Regions from separate parts of the Mus musculus genome. Here region 2 is linked to region 1. Evidence: chromatin loops called from intact Hi-C (ENCODE). Cell type or tissue: heart. All regions are shown on one strand. Links, peaks and the distances in the headings refer to the core of each region. The heading gives the core; the rest is flanking DNA.

The links. A loop is a pair of places that touch in the nucleus more often than their neighbours do. Peaks named below come from ENCODE experiments on the same cell type or tissue, not always from the same donor. Only the 100,000 strongest peaks of a DNase experiment are listed, where the experiment ranks them.
Region 2: it touches region 1 in a loop (16-fold over the local background); 2 of 42 quality-filtered maps call a loop at or near these places.

What each region holds. Positions count from the first base shown.
Region 1 is chr1:21,404,938-21,415,332 of GRCm38, forward strand. It overlaps Kcnq5 (potassium voltage-gated channel, subfamily Q, member 5), which reads right to left. Exons shown (of 14, transcript NM_023872.3): 12 at 856-987; 13 at 1-121. Among named protein-coding and RNA genes, the nearest start is that of Khdc1b, 27 kb to the left of the region's middle. In heart, for the core only: a CTCF peak has its summit at 6,460 (motif pointing right); no DNase peak of the experiment used is centred there; H3K27ac peaks cover 348 bases.
Region 2 is chr1:22,108,920-22,119,314 of GRCm38, forward strand. No RefSeq gene overlaps it. Among named protein-coding and RNA genes, the nearest start is that of Kcnq5, 150 kb to the left of the region's middle. In heart, for the core only: no CTCF peak of the experiment used is centred there; no DNase peak of the experiment used is centred there.

The DNA.
Region 1 (10,395 bases), core at 1,480-9,479:
CTCAACCTTCACAACCCGGGCGAGCATGCTGGGGTCATCTGTTGTCTCGTGTTCTGCTGTTATTTTCTCTCGGCTCTTCTTATCTGACGTCATTTGTCCTTTTCCAAGAATTTGATCAACGCTGCCAGACAAAGAAGATTTCTGGTTATAGGCACTAAATATATATGTGTGTGTATGTGTCTGCTACTTGTGTGCGGGTCCCTTTGGAAGAGTCAGATTCTCTGAGAGCCGGGGTTCCATGCAGTTGTGGACCACCTAACATTGGTGCTGGGATTTGAACTCAGGTCCTCTGGAGGAGCAGCAAGTGTTCTTAGTTAAGGCACCTCTCCAGCCCCTGATGGTTCTTTTAACACAGCATTACATATGATCAAATATGAAATCACGTAGGAAGGAGCGTCTAGAGGGAAACTGTCCAAACAAAATAACGTCTCCCTTGGACCTGTCAGTTCTGAGTTCTACCAAAAAAGCCATGAAATCGTAACTCTGATGATTTTACACTGATAGAACAGGCTCAGTGAGGATTTGTTTGATACCTGATATGTGGGCAATAAGCAAGTAAGGAAGCTATGGTTTTTTTGTAAAGTGTTCTACTGAGCTGCCATGTTAGCCTATCATTAACATTGACTGATTAGCCAGTGCCAAGGATACTACGTGTTACAAACTACACTGACTAGTCAATAGTTGGCTCAACCCTACGAGGTACCACTAACCTTCTCTCCATTTACGAAAAGAAGAATACAATCTATGTTAAAAGGCAACCACCCTGTTGCTTACCGAACAAGAGTCGGAAATACAGAATCGAAAGGTTTTGTGTATTGTAGGAAATACCAGATAGTTTCCATGCCCATTGCTTACCGTGTCTGAAGGCTTTTTATTCTACAAAGCATGTCCAGGTGACCAGCAGAGTATTGTTCAATGACATCTTTTACATCATATGGGCGTAATGTTTCCTTAAACTTCCGCTTTGCAACATGAAACTTCATAATTCTGTATCAATACATAGTGAATATTATTGCCCACAACTTGGTCAAAATAAGTTTCTATACATTTGTCAGCAAATACAACAACACAATAAATCTCCTAGTGTACAGATCCACAAGCCCACTTACTCTAGAGGCCAAGGCAGAAAGACTGCGAGCTCAAAACCTGCCTTGCTTCCATGGCCAGCCTGGAAAACTTAGCAACATCCTGTCTCAGGATGAAAAAAGACCAAAGATACAACTCAGTGTTAGGAGACTTGCTTAGCATATGCAATGCTGCCTTAGGTTGTTAAATATATACACACATGAAACTCCTGGAAGCAAAAATCATGTATTAAATTATTTTATGCTCCTACAGTAATGCAGTATAAAAGCCAGAGTTTAAAGAGGGCATTATTAAGAATATTTCATGTGAGACACACAGCATAGCAACACACACTATGAAAGAAACTAAATATTAAGTGTTATATCTGTTTAATACTCATTGAAATCTCCAATTAAAACTAGAGTCAAATGCAATTCTTTGTGACCACAGACATTCAAGATACATTACGATCAAAATATAAGATCTTAAAAATAGAGCATACTGCATAAATGCATAAATGATGCATTTATGAAAACTGTTTGTCATACAAGGATGAGGAAACCTGAGTTTGGATCTCTGGCATTCATGTAAAGATACTGGTTCTGGTGGCATACACCTGTAGTCTCAATGCTGGGGGGAGTGGAGGCAGCTGGATTCCTGGGGCTGACTTGCCGGCCAGCATAGCTAGATTGGTGAGTCAGGATTAGTGAGAGATTCTATCTCAAAAGATAGGGTGGAATTTGAGGAAAGCATTTGATCTGAACTTTATGTGCACTCACATGCACATCTGTACGCACACATACATGCCCACATAGGTACATACACACAGTGAGACAAATACACACACACACACACACACACACACACACACACACCACTCTCAAGCAAGCCTTCCTCCATAAACAGAATAGTTGTCCAAGTGGTCTTTTATGAAATTACATCTTCCTTCCTCCCTCCCTTCTTCCTTCCCTTCCCCCCCTCCTTCTTTCTATTTTTCTCTCTTTCTGCATACATATATGCCACAACCACATGTGGAGTTAGAACACAACCTAAAGTAGTCCATTCTCTCTTCCAATCATGTGTATCCCAGGGGTCAAATTTAGGTTGCCAGGCTAGGTTGCAAGCATCTTGTATGCATTTTTGAGATGCAAGTATGTTTGCAAATCTCAAAATAATGCATACTAGTTTTGAATTTGTAAAAATTTCCGTAAACTATTTCTGCATATAGTTTTGGATTAGCTAGCCACTTTTTCTTTTTAAGCACAATTATCAATGAAACTTGGATATAAACATTTTTTTAAGGGATAAGAGTTCATTCATTAGAAAGCTCCCATTAGCCCGAGCCCCAGATTTTAAAGTAGTATTTCACCAGTCACTTTCATGATGCCATCAAGTAGCTCATTTGGTTTGGTAATTAGTGACTGCAATAGTGTCATAAAGCGCCTGCTAAAGGCAAAGGAGTGTGACATTTTAATTAATCTGTGCAGCCTCATAGGTGGTAAATGTTAAACCTGATGGTGTTTTTCAGCTATTAAATAGCTCACTGATCCCTATTACAACAGTCATGGATTCCAGACAGGGAACTAGGCTCTGTTCTAAAAACTAAAATTTATGATGCTTTGGTCAAAAGTGGAAAGATTAGAGTTTAGAGAGAAACTATCTATTACCTATCTGATGTGATAGGTTAGCTGACTGAATCCAAGTTGTTTAGTAGTTTAAAAAACCCCCAACTCTATCTTCTAATTGTATCTTTAACCTCAAATTATTTATATCCTAATTACTGTTGAATCACTCATCCACAACATCCTAGCTCTTTACCATATTTTTCAACATCAATATTCTTATTCAGAAAAGGGATTCTGTGTTTGTTTCTTCTTTTCCTCCTCCTCTTCCTCCTCCTCCTCCTCCTCTTCCTCCTCTTTCTTCCTCCTCCTCCTCTTCCTCCTCCTTCTTCCTCCTCCTCTGCTTCCTCCTTTTATCTTTTTCTTTTTAAATTTTATTTATTTATTTATTTGTCTTTTCATAACATAGCTTCTCTGTAAAAGCTCTGGGTGCCCTGGAACTCAGTTTGAAAACCAGGCTGGTCTTGAACTCACAGAGATCAGCATGCCTTCAGCCTCCAGAATGCTGGGATTAAAGGCACATGCTCTATCAGACTCAGTAATCTGTTTGTTTGTTTGTTTGTTTGTTTTCTTAAAACCGCTTAGGCAAGATTTTTCAGTAAAAAGTAAAGAAAGTCTGGCGCTGGGGAACCTTGGTTTTGAAGGTCTAGATGCCGAGTATGTATTCACATACAAACTGAGGCACAGCTGGGGCTCCAGGTTCAGTGAGAGATCCTGCCTCAAAAAACCAATCCATAGAGGAAGCCATCAAATGTCAATCTCTGACCTCCACCCGCACATATCCCTCTATGTAGCCACTCACATGAACATGTATACACACACGTGTGTGCATAGTGCATTCACGATGCCTTAGCTTCAACAGGACTGGAAGAGATGGTCTTTTCTGCTTTATACATATTTTGTGAAGCAGAAATACAAAGATCTTAGACTGTCTTCCTCGCCTCCCCCACATAAGCAACCATTACACAGCAAAGCAGGATCCCACTCAGGTCTTCCTGGCTCCTGCTTTAGACCTTAACCTCCCATGCTGACAGTGATGATCACTGCGGTGTTCCAAACTGAGTCTGCATCTCCATTGCAGTGACCTGGATGGGAGCATTCAGTATGATCCCCTGGATGCTCAGCTGGGTGGTAAGGGTACAAGGTTGAACAAGACATAGACAGCTCTTGCCCTCTTCGATGGCTCTCTAATAGTCCCACCTTTCTGGATGTCTCACAAGGCGCTAAGCAGTTTATCTGCACCACACCACTTCGAAACTAACAATTCCCCACCTTGCTCTTGGAGTCAGGGGAGAGCTAGAGTTGGAGTAACCCAGTCCAAGGTCATTCACCTGTTAAGTGGTAAGTTTTTGTGGATGCCAAGGCTCATGGTCTAGCAATCCAGAGAGCTCCCTCACAGGGAGGATTGGAGGCAAGAAGCTTCATAACTATAACGCAGCTTGTCCAGGCTAGTCATGTGATCTCTAACACTCGCACAAGTGAATCTACAGCAACATCCACAACTTCATCCATCGTCATCTCAAAAGATTCCTTCTTTCCCTAACCCTACTGATTGCAATATTTTCCTTTTGAACAAATGCAGGGGTTGCCCGCTTATTTATATCTCCATTTTAGTATACACACAATATTCTTGATGTGGTCTGACATTTTACTTTTTACTTTGAAATATATTATCTCCCAGAGAGCAGAGATTAGGCCATTTTCTGGTTACCTAGGGGATCAAATGAAGTTCAAGGCTTAATAATTTAAACCATAGGAAGAAACGAGATTGTTGAAAATTAAGGAATTAACTTTTTTTTTTTTTTTTTTTTTTTTTTTTTTTTTGGGGGTCCCTGGTAACCCTGCCTGTCCTGGAACTCACTCTGTAGAGCATGCTGATCTTGAACTCACAGAGATCTGCCTACCTTTGCCTCCTGAGTGCTGGGATTAAAGGCATGTGCCACCATATCTACCTTGAGGGAAACGTCTTAAGAAAAGCTATTCAATTATGAATTTGAGAGGTCTTTCAATTATTCATTGACTTGCCTTTCCAAGACCATTGTATTTAAGATACAAAGAAGATGACTTTTATCTGTCAGAATAAGAGAAGGAAGAGAGATCTGGGGTTTGTGAAGTCCTGGGTTGGTGGGTAGAGGGTGAAAGCTGATTTTGTGTCTTGGGCTAGCCTGCAAATTCTGTCTTAATTGTCTCTACATAGGTGGGTGTAAATACAGAGAAACTTAAAAACCCAGATAAAGGGCAAGACGTAATTCGAGGTGAAAGGGTAGCAGGTGAAAGTCGTGTGTCCTGCAGGTCCTATGGTTTCTGGAGAAAACAGACAAACAAATGCAGCTATGACCCAGTGACCCCAAATTTGCACCAAATGAACTTTGGGTAAGAGTTTTGACTTAGCTGTTGTTTCCCATCCCTGCTTTAGATAAGAACTATGAGGGGTGGCCAAGAAACCAGGAATAAATGAAAGTCTATGAAATGGGTTGTCAAAGAGGTCAAAGACTTTGGGGGCCTCTTCCTTGTTTACCAAAAGAAGTGGTGATAGTTTGTGCATTATCTAGGGGTGGGGGAAATGTTTGGGGACATTGCCCCAGGTTAAAATTAGAGCCTTTAAAATATATTTAATAATTAGGGTGATGATAATATTAGACTGTACTTCTTAATACACTCGGAGAGAGGTGTATAATTACTTTGCAGATAAGGACCCGTAGTACAAAGAGAGGCCAAGTCGCTTGGCCCATACTTAAAGAACTATCAAGCATGGGATAGGAATGAGTCAGCTTGACTCCAGAGTTAAGCCCTTAATTATTATTATTTTTTTTATTATGTATTTTCCTCAATTACATTTCCAATGCTATCCCAAAAGTCCCCCCCCCCACTCCCCTACCCACCCATTCCCATTTTTTTGGCCCCGGGGTTCCCCTGTACTGGGGCATATAAAGTTTGCCTGTCCAATGGGCCTCTCTTTCCAGTGATGGCCGACTAGGCCATCTTTTGATACATATGCAGCTAGAGTCAAGAGCTCAGGGGTGCTGGTTAATTCATAATGTTGCACCTACAGGGTTGCAGATCTCTTTAGCTCCTTGGATACTTTCTCTAGCTCCTCCATTGGGGGCCCTGTGATCCATCCAATAGTTGACTGTGAACATCCACTACTGTGTTTGCTAGGCCCCGGCCTAGTCTCACAACAGACAGCTATATCACGGTCCTTGCAACAAACGCTTGCTAGTGTATGCAATGGTGTCATCGTTTGGAGGCTAATTATGGATGGATCCCTGGATATGGCAGTCTCTAGATGGTCCATCCTTTTGTCTCAGCTCCAAACTTTGTCTCTGTAACTCCTTCCATGGGTGATTGTTTCCAATTCTAAGAAGGGGCAAAGTGTCCACACTTTGGTGTTCGTTCTTCTTCAGTTTCATGTGTTTTGCAAGTACAATTTGCAAAGCCCTTAATTATTATACTCTCCTACTGTCTTAATACTTTGGTACTTTGACGTACTAGGGCCTTTTTCACTCACATAACAGGTGCAATAAACCATTGCCAAGTGAATGGCCTATTCTTAATGGCAATTCCTGGCTGGCCTTTGGGGGACAAAGAAAAGGCTGAGAAGTCAGTTATACTTAGTGGAGACTCTTCTTCACACGAACGAGTTGTATCACAGGGCTAATTAATGCAACAGACGATTCCTCAGGTCAGTGTCCTTGGATGCTGTTGGTAATCAAGAGGCGTGGAAAAAACGATCCTGTTGAACAAAACAGATGTACTCCACTAACACCACTAGAGGGTGCTGAAGATTCACCACAGACTCTGAATTGGCACCTCCTCCAGAAACTGGAGAAGCCTGCTCACACATTTTCTGAGAACTAAGGAACTACAGCAAAGTTAAACTCTGGGTAGAATATGTCTATAAATACACACAAACACATGTGTGCTTCTGAGGAGCTAAGGAAATGTAGGTGCATTTGTTGTGTTGCCACAAGTTATAAAATCTCACAAGAGTCTCCTTCCAGTAGCTCTAAATCAGGGTGAAGACATGAATATGCAGCGAGAAGAATCCTGAGAAAACAGAAGCAGCAGTGACTATTGCTGCCACCAACAGATGGATGGTCCGGCCAGCCGCCAAACCGTGCGTGGGGCAGAGAGGGCCCAACTGACTGTGAACTGAAGAGGCGTTTGATTGACTGTGAAGAGAGCACTATTACCCAAGCTTGGCTGCTCTTCGGAATCACCCAGGGAGCTTGGGCTCTGACTCTAATTCTGATTTAATTGGTCTGGGATACGACCCAGAGATTTTTGAATCTTTCTCCTCTTATTTTGAGACAGAATTTCACCATGTTGCCCATGCTGGATTTAAATTCTGAGACTCAAGTGGTCTGAGTACCTGGAAATACAGGCTGTGTAGCTGCCACACGAGACTAGGCATCAATACATACATATGCGTGCGCGCGCGCGCACACACACACACACACACACACACACACACACACACACTTTACTTTGTAGTGCTGTGGATTAAATCCAGGGATTTATGAATACCAGGAAAGTGCTTTTTAGAGCTACACTCCAAGCCGCAGAGATTTAATGACAACCTTGGTCTTGTTTGCCTGCTGTTGTGATAAACACCTGCTTGGATAGGAAATGGATAATTTCACCTTCTAGTCCACCACTGAAGGAAGCCAGTGTAAGACACAAGCCCCTTCAGCCACAGCACTTTCGGACTAGTAAGGCAGCTGGCAAGCAGACAGAAGGCAGCTGGGAGCACAGGTCAATATGAGAGTGCAGAGATGGAGAGTGTTCAGCTAGGCTGGAGGAAATAGTAGCACATGGTTTCTGGAGGTAACAGCCTGTCACAGGGATCCTGTATGTCCACCTCTAAGGCATCTGATCATATATTCCACTGTCTCTAAAATACATGTGCGGTTCCTCTCTGGACATTCTTCCTACTTTGTCTTGGATTCTTGAGGTCCTATGCTCAGCTCTTTTGTATGTCACAGCCTTTCTTCTGAGTTCAGAAAACTCCATTTTCTGATGTTTCAGTTGCCGTGAGAAATGCAGCCTCTAATAACTTTAAAATCAAGGATCCAGGGTGGTGGCGGCATATGCTTGTAGGCAAGCAGATCTCTGTGAGTTCAAGGTCATCCTGATCTACAATGTTCCAGGATAGCAAGGCCTACACAATGAAACCCTGTCTCGATAATAAAATAAATACAAAGAAAGAAAGAAGTCACAAGGACCCCATCCTGGCTTGGTGATGCTTATTCTTGAGTGATAGAGACACTGGATTGACAACCCAAGCCTACCCCAAATTTTCAATTTTTAGACCTTAACTCAAGTTTGGTAGTATTCATGGAGCACACCGAATAGGCAACCAGGTCAACATGATTTGGTAATTTTTGCTCCTCTTGTAAGCATATGTGTTGTTATTCATTATGGTATTTAGTGATATTGTTTTTTTGTTAATATATAAACATAATCAACAATATATACTTTTATTTGTAGGCTAAGTATTTGTTTTTTTTGAAGATCCTGTAAAACAAATTATAGAAACACTCACCTCCGACTCCTCAACTCTTCTTTCATCTCGGGCTGGGGGACTAGTTACTAGGGAAGGCTCAGAGACCTTAGATGGCCTGACTCAGTCTGTCTGCCTTTCTCTTTCTTTTTAGCTTTTGAAAAATATATTTAATGTATGTAAACATTTTCCCAGAATGTATGCATGTGTACTTAGTGTATGCCTGGGGCCTGTGGGAGGTTAGAAGAGGGCACCAGTCCCTCTGGAAGTGGAGTTATGGATAGTTATGAGCCACCATGTAGCTGCTGCATACTGAACATAAGTCTGCAAAAAAAAGGGCTCTTAACCACCAAGTAATCTCTCAAGCCCCACTTTTTAGTAGAGATATACAAACTGGCTTCACTTGTATATAGTCTGTTTAGTGTTCTCAGTAGAGGTTGTAAGCAGGTTGTGGTGGTTCAAATATGCTTGGCCCATGGGAAGTGGCACTATAGGGAGGTGTGGCCTTGTTAGAGGATGTGTGTCACTGTGGGATTGGGGCTTTGAGTTCTCATATAAGTGTGCAAGTCTGGCCAGAGGATCCAGAGTTTCCTTCTGGCTGACTACAGAAGACAGTCTCCTCCTGGCTGCCTGTGGATCAGGATGTAGAACTCTCCACTCCTCCAGCACCATGTCTGCCTGCACACTGCCATTCTTTCTGCGATGATGATAATGGACCAAACCTTTGAAACTGTAAGCTAGGCCTAATTAATATTTGCCTCTCAGTGGAAGAGGATGCACCTAGCCCTGCAGAGACTTGATGTGGCAAGGTAGAGGGAATACATAGGAGCTATTCTCAGAGGAGAAGGGATGGGGAATGGAGGAAGGAATTGTACTGGGGGGGGGTTAATGATGAAGATATAAAATGAATAAATAAATTAAAGGAATGAAAGAATTGCCTTAGTCATGGTGTCTCTTAAAAGCAATGAAAACTTAACTAATGCACAGGTATACCAGTTGGCTGGTTTAGAACATGTTTCCATTTCTGTCAAAAGAGTCTGTCCACCTCCTCCTCCTCCTCCTCCTCCTCCTCCTCCTCCTCCTCCTCCTCCTCTTTTTTTTTGGGGGGGGGGAGGTATCTTTGTGTATCTCTTGACATCCTGGAACTCACTATGTAGACCAGGTTAGCCTTGAGCTCATAGAGATCTGCCTACCTCTACCTCCTGGGCACTGGGATTAAAGGCAAGTGCCACCATGCCTGGCCTAAATTATTATTGTTCTCTAGCTGAGAGTTTACAGAGGATGCTCTGAAGGCTTGGTGAATTTTCTTAAGAAAGGTAGTAAAACTCAAGAAAAATCTTGTAGATCTAATAGTTAACTTGCCTTACAAGGTCTGCTTAACCTTGGTATGGTATCTAAATATGGGGACTTTGTCTTTCTGCATAAACTTTAAAACGTGAAAAGACTAAGTAAAAATGTGCTCACACACTCTATTATCCTTAAATCACTTTGTTCCAGCAACAAAAAGAGGCTCAGTTTAAATTATAACCAAATAAAATGTTAAAAAAAATCTCTGCATGTTATCACACTGTGCCTCCATTAGGAACAGTAGTTTAATTCGTCCTCAATAAAAATTTGGCCACAAGTAATTATCTTCAAAACAAAACCAAAGAATATCCTAGGGAATACATTAGCTGATTTTAAAAACATGTGCTAAATGATCCTTACAACATTCTTCTGGCAGCGCCCTTTACTGTAGAATGGCTGTCAAGAATGTCTTAATAGAGACTGGGAAACAATGAACCACTACCTCTGTTAAAATAACGGAGAAAAGAAAACATCAGCAAGATTAACAGCTCATGATGATTAAACAGCTTGTAGACTTACAAACAACATCAACAAGCACAAAGACAAGTAGAGCCTTTTCTCGGTGGAGTATTTGTATCTGAAATACAGTGAGACTTCAGAAGGACCCACAGTCTAGATTGCATTAGAGGAAGGGGCATGTGTGTCTCTTTGCACAGGTCGAGCAGAAAGAAGACTAGAAGACTGTCATGCAATCTAGGGTGACAGTGGGGTCTGATTTGCATATCCACTTTAGAAAGTTTGACAGGCCATCACTGGCTCTTTGGTGGCTGATCAGATGTGAGCTATTTAGAGGAGCTGAGTCTTCCCTAGTCACAAAGAATTTCTTGACACCCTTGTTCATATTAGAGCCAGAGATTC
Region 2 (10,395 bases), core at 1,193-9,192, 700 kb after region 1:
CTGCTGTATTAGTCAGGGTTCTCTAGAGTCACAGAACTTATGGATAGTCTCTGTATAGTAAAGGCATTTATTGATGACTTATAGTCTGCAGTCCAATTCCCAACAATGGTTCAGTAGTAGCTGTGAATGGAAGTCCAAGGATCTAGCAGTTCCTCAGTCCCACACAGCAAGCAGGTGAAGGAGCGAGAGCAAGACTCCCTTCTTCCAATGTCCTTATATGGTCTCCAGCAGAAGGTGTAGCCCAGATTAAAGGTGCGTCCCCACACCTTTAATCCTAGATGACCTTGAACTCGGAGATCTCCCTGTTTTAATCTTCTGAATCCATAGCCACTATGCCTCAAGATCTCCATACCAAGATCCAGATCAAAAACTTCATCTCCCAGCCTCCAGATTAGGGTCACTGGTGAGTCTTCCAATTCTGGATTGTAGTTCATTCCAAATATAGTCAAGTTGACAACCAGGAATAGCCACTACAACTGTCAACCCTTGTTTCATGGCTGTAACTTGGGACACACTGTTTATCCATATTCAAATGACAAGTGCTAACAACTGGAGAATTAAAATTTCCCTCACTAAATCTTTTGAGAACTTCTTTGATTTTGAGGTTGTTGTTGGTAGTGGTTTCATTTGTGCTGTGTATGTATGAAAAGATGTTCATATGGATGCGCCTTCATGTGGATGCCCATGATTGCCATGTACAGAATTTTCTTTAAGGGGCTTTTCCATTGCATTCATGAGGTAGGGTCTGTCAGGCCTAAAGCAAGTCAATGTGGCGAGTCTCCTAGCCTTGTGAGCAAGCTTGCACTAAGATGCCCTGTCTTCATTTTCTGAGGCTGGAATTGCAGCCTAGCTGTCACATCCACCCAACATTTCAGGTCCTCATGATCATGTGGCAAGTGTTTAGCCATTGACCACCTACCTCCTAGGTCCATCTTCTAGAATATTTCATTCATTGATGTTACTGTGGCATTCACAAACCTGGGCATATGCCCTCCCCCTCCCTCTCCATCTGGTATCAACAGATTTCTAGATGTCTCCAACTTGTGAAAAGGAAAGATTCAAAAAGGTTTTTAAATGATTAATTGGTTTAATGTAGCAGCTTGAAAAGTAGCCACATATCCTATCAAAATAATTGCAGTATATTTGTTAAAGGGTAACATTCTGGGAAAATGCACATAGCTTAAAAATCAAGCAAGAGTCACCCCATATGGTGCTGCCAAGGAATGAAGGTTTTCTAAAAATACCTGGACATAAAGCAACTTTTCATATGGTACTATATTTCAGAGATGAACTTGCTGATGGTGTGTATTTATGCTCAGATTTGAAAACTAAACTTGTGGGCAGCTGGTAGAATGAAGACATTTAAGAGAGACACAGTCCCTATGGCAGCCATGTTCTGTGAAGTAAAGACGGGTACATGCTCACTTCCCCTGTCCCAACACAAGGCCCAAATGCCTCACAAACCTTTGCTTTTGTATCTTGTTCTTCTGAGACTGATACAACAGCACTTCTTATTATTTTTGCAAAATTGCTCAGTGTAAATAGGATATGGGAACTAGCATCAGGCCTTAACAGGAGGGTTTTATCTGAGGCCAGACACAATCACTTATTCCTCCTTTCATTCTTAGTGGTAAGGAAATATTTGTAGTTTCTTCTGTGATTGAACAAGACCATCTTCATAGATTTTTAATAGTCTGTTACTGAACACTAACTCTGCCTCACTAGTTCTTCTCTGAGAAGATTCTTCAGATTTAACACAAATTGAATAATTAGCCCACACACATAAAATACACATATGTGCAATCACACACAAACATACTCATATACATATACATACCCACACCACACATATACACAGTCACATACACGCAGACACACACTACACACATATACACACGTTCACACAAAGACACACATGTGTACACACATGCACACATATACACACACAGCAGACACACATAAACACACATGAGCACACACTTATACACACATGTACACACAAACACACATATATACACACATGTCTTAATAAAGTGATGGGCAAAGTTGCTCCTCACACCACAGATGCTTCCCTCTCGCCTTGCTTTTGGAAATGCACCAAGTATTAATAATACACTTGTCAATGCTCTTACATGTCTCTAAGACACTCTGACTTTACACCAAACCCATCCTTACTGGGTTTATGGGGGCGTTATATAGACAACTATTATGTAGTAAAAAATTTCTGATGGAGACATAGCTCTATAAACACAGATTGCTGAAGGTACCAGAGCAAAAAAAAATAAATGATTGTCATGGTTTGCACTCAAACAAGTAAATTGAAAGGCATACAGCCAAATCATGGTTATTTAGGAAATTCACAGTCTTCGCCAAGATACTATAGTAGTATAGGATGCTGACTAAAGCAAGGTTGTTTCTGGATAATTGGTAAATTGTCAGCCTCATCCAAATGATCAGCAGTAAGGGAGATTTTATTAGAAGCAATCTAGGACCTGCTAAAAGCCATGACTAGCATACAAATCAAACCCTTTTCTTCTTTTAGGGAGGTGAAATGATCTGCAACTATCAAACATTTTCAATGAAAATCAATTTTAAAATCCAAATTTAAAGCTTGGGGAAATGGTTTGGCTGGCAATGTGTTTGATGTGCAATTATTACTCTTATTCTCAGCATGTATGAAAAGAACAAAACAACAAACAAGAACAGACAAACAAACAAACAGCCAGGCATGGCAGCATGTAGCTAAAGTCGTACTGCTTTAAGGTGTAGACAAGAGAATCTCCAGGCTCACTTGGGTAGCTAATCTTACCTGATTGCTGAGCTCCAGGTTCAGTGAGAGAACTTGTCTCAACAGATAATATTGAGAACAGTAGAAAACATAATCTCTAGTGGTGTGTTAATTGTGTGTGTCCCCACAAACCTATTTGCCTACACATGAACACATGCACCCCACAACACACACACATGCACAAAAATAATTTTAAAGAAAATTGGTAATATTTCTTTGAAAACTAAAATTCTTTCCTACATGCATACCAGATTCCTCGTAGAAATGTAATGAGCCCATTACACTGAGCTAAGTCATCCACTAAAACACACCATAGAAACGAAAGTCTGTCTCTGGGAAAATCATTTGTAGTGAGAAGTGAAGTTCGAAGCTTTGAAGCTGGAAACAGTATTTGCAGACCTGAACAGGAGACCAGAGAATCTCATTTCTTTGCTCAGCGATCTGGGTAGACAAATCACTTTTCACCCCCATGGCCAGGGATCATGTGTCCAGGTTTATGTGAGATATGCATGGTAGTGAAGAACACCATGAAGGACACATTGTGGAACATTATAGCTTGTCTCCCATGTGGTTGATGAACTGGCAGCCAGACCCTTGAACCAGTTAACCAGGCCATGTCAGTGCTTGATTGATGCTGCTCATCTACTTGTTAACTTAAGGGTTCTTCAGTGATGCTTAGCTTATTTTATCTCTCATCCTTCTTCATTTCTATGTTGTGTACCATGGAAACACCATATTATATAGAAAGGCATGAAGCCGGCTTCCTTGCTTAGGAAGGAAAATAAGAACAAGTATGAAAGCAAACAAAGAAACAAAGAAACAAAAACACTCCACATTATTGATCTAATGATGAATAGTGCTGATAAGGATGAATAATAAGTTTTCCATAGATACACTCGGGATTGTCTAGCTCTCATTCATCATACTACGATGAAATGTATAGTGTTTGTTATGCCAGCCTAGTAATTCTCTCCATTTAGCTAATGAAGAGACAGAAATCTGAAAGTTTAAGTGACTCGGGAAGTTAAACTATTATAAACCACTGATGATTTAGTTTGAAATCATACCACATGCTCCAGAGTTGTCTTTCTGACCCTGCATGCAAGCTGTAGCAGCAAGGTGTCCTCTGACATGCTCACATGCTACAGCATACATACTCCCTTTGTAGCAGCCACTAAGTGCTTTTCCTTTTAAAGTTGTGAAAACCCAGTTGTCCTATTTCTCTTTGGTATCCCTACTGAATGTGAATTTAAGAAAATGATAGGTCTAATGACCCAATATCCAGCTGGAGAAATGGCTCAGTAATTAAGAGCACTGTCTGCTCTTCTAGATGTCCTGAATTCAACTCCCAGCAACCATGTGGTGGATCAGAACCATCTGTATTGGGATTCGATGCCCTCTTCTGATGTCTGAAGAGAGCAACAGTGTGCTCATATGCATAAGCTAAGGTCCTTCAAGTACCTCATAATGCATTAGTTAAAATTCTTTCTCTGGGTTCCAGAATCACCAAACACAAATTTTACTAAATAAGAACTACAATTTCTGCTCCTTCAGAAAGGGGTTAGCTTATTTTTGTTATTGGTTATGTGTTTGAGTGTCTGTGTGGGGGTATGTAGATATGCTTACAGTTTCTCATGGACGGTATCAGTTCTTCTAGAGCTAGAGTTCCATGTGTCTGCAAGATGCCTAATATGGGTACTGGGAATCAAACTCAGATCCACTGGAAGAACAGCAAGGACTTTTAACCACTGAGCCATCTCTTCTCTGCCACCAATAGGAGACACTTTTTTTTTAAAGCTTGAATAGTAATACATAGAATAGTAATACAGAGTTTGGAAACTCTGGTTTATGAAAACTGCCCTCTGAGGCTCCATGACAACGAATGGCTTCCTCTCTTTTTTAATTTACCACTGTCTTCGGTGGGCATATAGAGTTGAGTCTAGGATGGCTTTTCAAAATCTTTACCATAATGCAGCACTATACATTTGAAAAATCGCATCTTAAACAAATCATTTGATGCAAGCCCTTGAATCTTTCCTTGTTACATTTGCTAGGATTGTCCTAAGGTTCTACAAAATAAAGTTCTTATTAAAATTTCTTGTAAGCAACTCCATATAGATGATAGATAGATAAATAGATAGATGGATAGATGATAGATAGATAGATAGATAGATAGATAGATAGGCAGATAGATGACAGATAGGTAGAGATAGAGATATTAGATATAGATATATAAATATAGATTAGATATAGATATGACATGATTTAGTTTCAATTACATTGGATGGAAAGCACCATAAACACCCCAGCTCTAACATATTATTACTTCAGAACAGATGTTTCCATGACAATTTATAAAAACTTGATTACATTTTAATTTGGTAACAAGATGTGGCAATGAGCTATAATGAAAGCTGACATTCGTGGCTTTATTACTACAATGCTTGGTGATGTTGGTGATGTCATTATTGTTCCTGTAGATAATTGCATCTTGACGTTTGCTTTTGAAATCTTTGTGGCATTTTGTTTTCAATTAAAATGTTTTAAATTATTTAAGTAAATGGAAGCCAAGCTTTGTGTGTTCTTTACTAAAACAGTCAGATTTTAAACTAAAGCTAACTTTTAAAATTCTTACTAGAAAGGACTAAAAGCATTTATTGTTAGTACACGGTAGCAGGTATAGGCAATAGTTAATTTCTCACTGAAGACTTCCTTTCACAGAATCCAGTCTCATTGACGTGGCTCTGATTTCTGTGTTGGTTGTACACGACAGTACAAGAACTTGGCTATTTCCTTGATAAGATGTAAAGGATAGTAAAATATCAGACATCAGTGATTATTCCTTCAGTTTGGGGAGTGAACAGCCTTTGTTAACACGAGGCTTTAATTTGCATTTAATTAGTAACATTAATATCTTAAGTGAAATGACTACATACAATTAATTCAGTAAAATGCTTACGCATGCTGTAGTGTAAAAGTGCAAGGCTTTTCTATTCCCTCCCTTGTACCAGAATACTGACACAGAGACCTATAATATTTATTATTAAACTTCAACTACTATAGCTGGAGAGAGATGCATCTATTCTTAGCCAACTATGCTGCCTACTACCCAGCCATGTGCCCTGTTACCTGCCATTTTAATCTCGCCCAGGCCTCGTACTTCATCTGTCCTCATGGGGACTCCATCATGGTCACAACCCCATGGCCACTCTCTCACAATCTCTTGATTCACTTTACCCCGGACCCCCTCATTGGAATTGGAAGTCTTGTCTTAATTCTTCTCCCTAGCTATAGAAAGATCAGGTTTTTCTTAACCAATTAGAAGTGATGGAGAACAATGTTTCACAAAATACTGTCAGGAAATGGTTCTTTATAATGATGATACCAAAATTTAAACTGTACCCAGATCTCTGGGTACAAAAATGAGCATTCAAATACACAGTATACAAAAATATCCCCAACATCATAGATTTGTTGTTGTTGTTGTTGTTGTTGTTGTGTTGCTATTGCCTGCTGCTGCTGTTAGACAAGATCTTACTTTGTATCCTGGACATGTTTTCAGCTCTCTGTGTAACCAAGGCTGCCTTCCATATCAAATTGATCCTCCTGTTCAATCTTCCCAGTGAACTTCACTGAGCCACTATGGTCTGATGAAATTTTCATCATTTAACAAATAAGGTTTCAAAGTATATTGGCTTCTGTTGCTTATGATCTTGGGCTTGCTTCTTACTATATGGTTATCTCTGGGGTTAGCTATCCTGGGTGTCTCTATCTGGGGCTTGGTTCCTATGTCCTCGGGTTGCAGCAGATCTCCAATATACTTTGACACCATCAGAACTCAGCTCTCCCACCACAGCAAGCTCTGGATACCCCCGAGACACCTGAAAAGCGTGTTGCTGACCTAAACTCCCATCTCATGAAGATAATAGAGATCTTTAAGGAGGATATATAGGTTCATTTTTCTTTTCTGAAATAGCGTGGTGACACTTTTTTCTTTAATTATGTCTTGCTCTGTAACCCAGACTGGCCTCACACTCATGATGCTGCTTCAGCTTCCTGCCCAAGTCCTGGGGTTACAAGCATGCAAAACCATGCTCATTGTGACATGTGGCCTTTAAGCATTAATAGCCACACACTAGGGCCTGGAGATATGGTTCAGTGATTAAGAGCACTGCTGCTCTTCCAGAGATCTGAGTTCAATTTCCAGGAATCATATAGTTGCTCACCATCTGCAATGGGATCCCATGCCCTCTTCTGGTGTGTCTGAAGACAGCAGCAATAAACTCATATACATAAAACAAAGAAATAAATCTTAAACAAAAACAAAAAACACTAACAGCTTGAATCATTACAACATTAGCAATATATTTATTTCTTAATTCATTCGCTCATTTTGGTATTGATAGGGAACAAATCCACTGCTTTAGGCATGTGTTCTACCATAAGGCTGTATTCCCAGCCTCCCAGTGTCTTTCATAGGTATTATATATCTTGACTCCATTCAGGGTTCTATTCTCATAAGATCTGGGATTGTTCCTCACAGTTAGCCAGAATCCTTTCCCTCAAAATTGAACTTATTGATTTTAACATTACTCCCTTATGTCAAACAAAATTTATCTCATAGTCAAACACCATTATTTTCCTCCTTATAAGAATAGAGAATAGGAAGGAAGGTATATGTAAAAAATATGCTATGGAAAAAACTGCACTAAAACAGGATTCATAAGTGCAATCATGCTGCCATATATAAAATAATATTAATTTTGTTTTTGCAAAAATTTACTAAGCATTGGTGTGTGTGTGTGTGTGTGTGTGTGTGTGTGTGTGTGTATGAAAGGTTGAAGGCATGCATATTCCATTACTTTTGTGTGGAGGTCAGAGAACATGTTTGTGGAGTCAGCTCTCTCTCTCTTTTAACCTTCATTTGAATTCCAGGAATTAAACTCAGGTTGCCAAGTTTGCTGGGCACTGAGCCTTTATCCACTGAGCCAACTTGCTGGTGCAAACCATCATTGTGTTAATCTGCCTGGCTTTGTTTACCTGGGTAAAGTGATGATATGTCTGTTTAAAAACACAGTAAAACATTGAAAGTGTTTTCCATTTCTTCCCACGTTAAAGGAAACTGCTAAAAGCACTGGTTGCTTATGAAGTTAGGCTGTAGCAGTTGGGCTACACTGGTAGTACTCAGAGGGGAAAAGGAAAGATTGATGAATTGAAGTCAGGATGAGTGGATTCATGTAGCACCATGTCTAAAGACTGCCCTACGCAACAGCATTAGCAAACAGGAAACCATCAGTGGCAGATCAATCAAACACAATGACTTATTTTTACATTAGGAGAAGATGATTGTTATGTTGGGTAACAAAGCAGAAATCATATCTGGGTGCTGTAGTACAAAGCTGTACTCTCAGATTATCTAAAGGCTGGAGGCAACAGCATATGTCTATGGGTTCAAGACCAGCCTGGGAAACATAATTAGACATTGATCAGAACAAAACAAAACAGAAAGAAGCCAGAATGTTACGATAAAGATATGAGAAAATGTAAGAGGTCTGAATTCACAGTTGTATGTTTGAGTTTCAGAGTTACATTGTACAACTCTTGCGTACAGTTATTTGGTTAAGTTGTCATGAGTTCAGTGAGTAGGGAGCAGACATATCTGCCAAGAGAACTCCTGTGGCTTAGGCTGGGTTTACAGAGAGAGAGTCCAAGTGGTCAAATGGAATTTTCTACTGATTAGAATCCACCAGGTGTCTTTTGTTTTACAGTACTTAAAGGGTTCTGGAAAGCCTTTTGGAAGGTGTTTGACATAACTAGTGATCTAGAAAACATACTATACTCCGTGTGGGGGCGGGGTATGGAGTGTTTCAATAGAGAGCAAAGACTGAGAGGGAGTCAGAGTGAGTGATATCTTCTGTTTCATACAGAAGGTGGATTTTAGTTACAGTGATCTGTTTTAGAAGAATCCTCCTGACTCACTGTGAGGAATGGTTACTGGAAGTGTACAGGCATCCTTGAAGAGGGACACGGTGGATTTACATGGTTATAATTAAGGGAAGGCAGAAACCCAAGGAGGAGCATAATCGGGGGATGTTATCTAAACATTACTTGACTTTGAGTAACCAAGCTTGGCTAGGAGTAGAGATTTTGAAAAGTGTATTATAAGAATAAAGTTAGCTTTCCAGAGTAAGGAGATGGCTTTTAAGGATGAGAATCATTTTTGGATCCGCAAAAGTCAAATGAATAGCAGGTAGATGTAGGTGCCCACCTGTAATTCCAGCCTTGGAAGCTGGAGGCAGGAACCCCAGAGCAAGCTGTCTCTCCAGACCTGTCTGCATTTGATTAAGAGACATGCCTTAGTAACTAGGGAAGAAAAAAAGATCAAGAATGATTCCCCAAATCAAACTAGGGCTTCCATGTACAAGTCCACCTATGTGCAAGCATGTACTAGCACACACACACACACACACACACACACACACACACACACACACCAGGGTGGGGAGAATGCACACACACATGAGTCAATGCTACATTCACAGAAATGGAATAAAAATGAAGATAACATTTATGTGATGAAAAGCTACATAGGATTATAGGATATATATTTTGAACAGTGGCTTGATTTCTTTTTCTTTTTCTTTTTTTAATAAACCCTCATGTAGCCAGGCTTGACATGAACATGCTACGCTATGTAGTCCAAGCTGGTGTCAAACTCCTGATCCTGAACCTCCTTTCTCCACCTCCCAAGTGACAGGATTAGAAGTGTACATTGCCACATCCAGTTTGTGAAGTGACAGTAATGAAATTTGAGTTGGGACCTTGTGGGTTGTAGGCAAGTGTTCCACCAATTAAGGTATGCCGCCAATCTTAATAGCTTAACTCTTATGAACTGCAGTTCACTGTAATTTGAAACGACCTTGCCACCAGTGCAACGAAAAGATTTTAGAGTTCTCTACCCCTGCAGGAAAGAAAGCAGTAACTGTGTAAATGACACTTCTGCCTGACAAGGGCTTAAGAACTGGAAACTGAAGAAAAAAAAAATAACACACTCCTTGGGAATTAAGAGAAAGTGATAAGTGAGGGATCCTTGGTAAAGAACAAAATGGAATAATGAGAAATTGTTCCAAGCCTCGAAAACACTTAGACTGGGAGACAGAGCTTTCTCCTCCTAACCTTTCATATTCCCATTGCAAGAGGAAAACACTTTGAGTCCTAAGCCTGTCTGATTCTTTTGAAGTAGCATTGCTTACATGAACAAAGTGATTGTAAGATCTCTTCTATGTAAAGTGGAAGAGAAACTTCCTTTTTATAAGTAACATCTGAAATGCACTGAAAGTCGCTCTAACTTCAAGGCGATTAGTAATCAATTCTCCTAAGGAGCCATATTTCAATCTGTTCTCTTTAAATATCCTGCTTGCTAATAGCTTCCTCTTTATAATCACAATTATATCCTTCCCAAGAGGCTCGGGGGAATGCAAGGGGAAAGTTATCTGGGAACTTGAAATTCTTCTTCTTAAATATTTCCTAGCTACTATCAGTCACTGTCACATCTACTGAAACAAACTCTAGTCTGTTCTTTGCCAAACAACTCCCACAATGAAGTT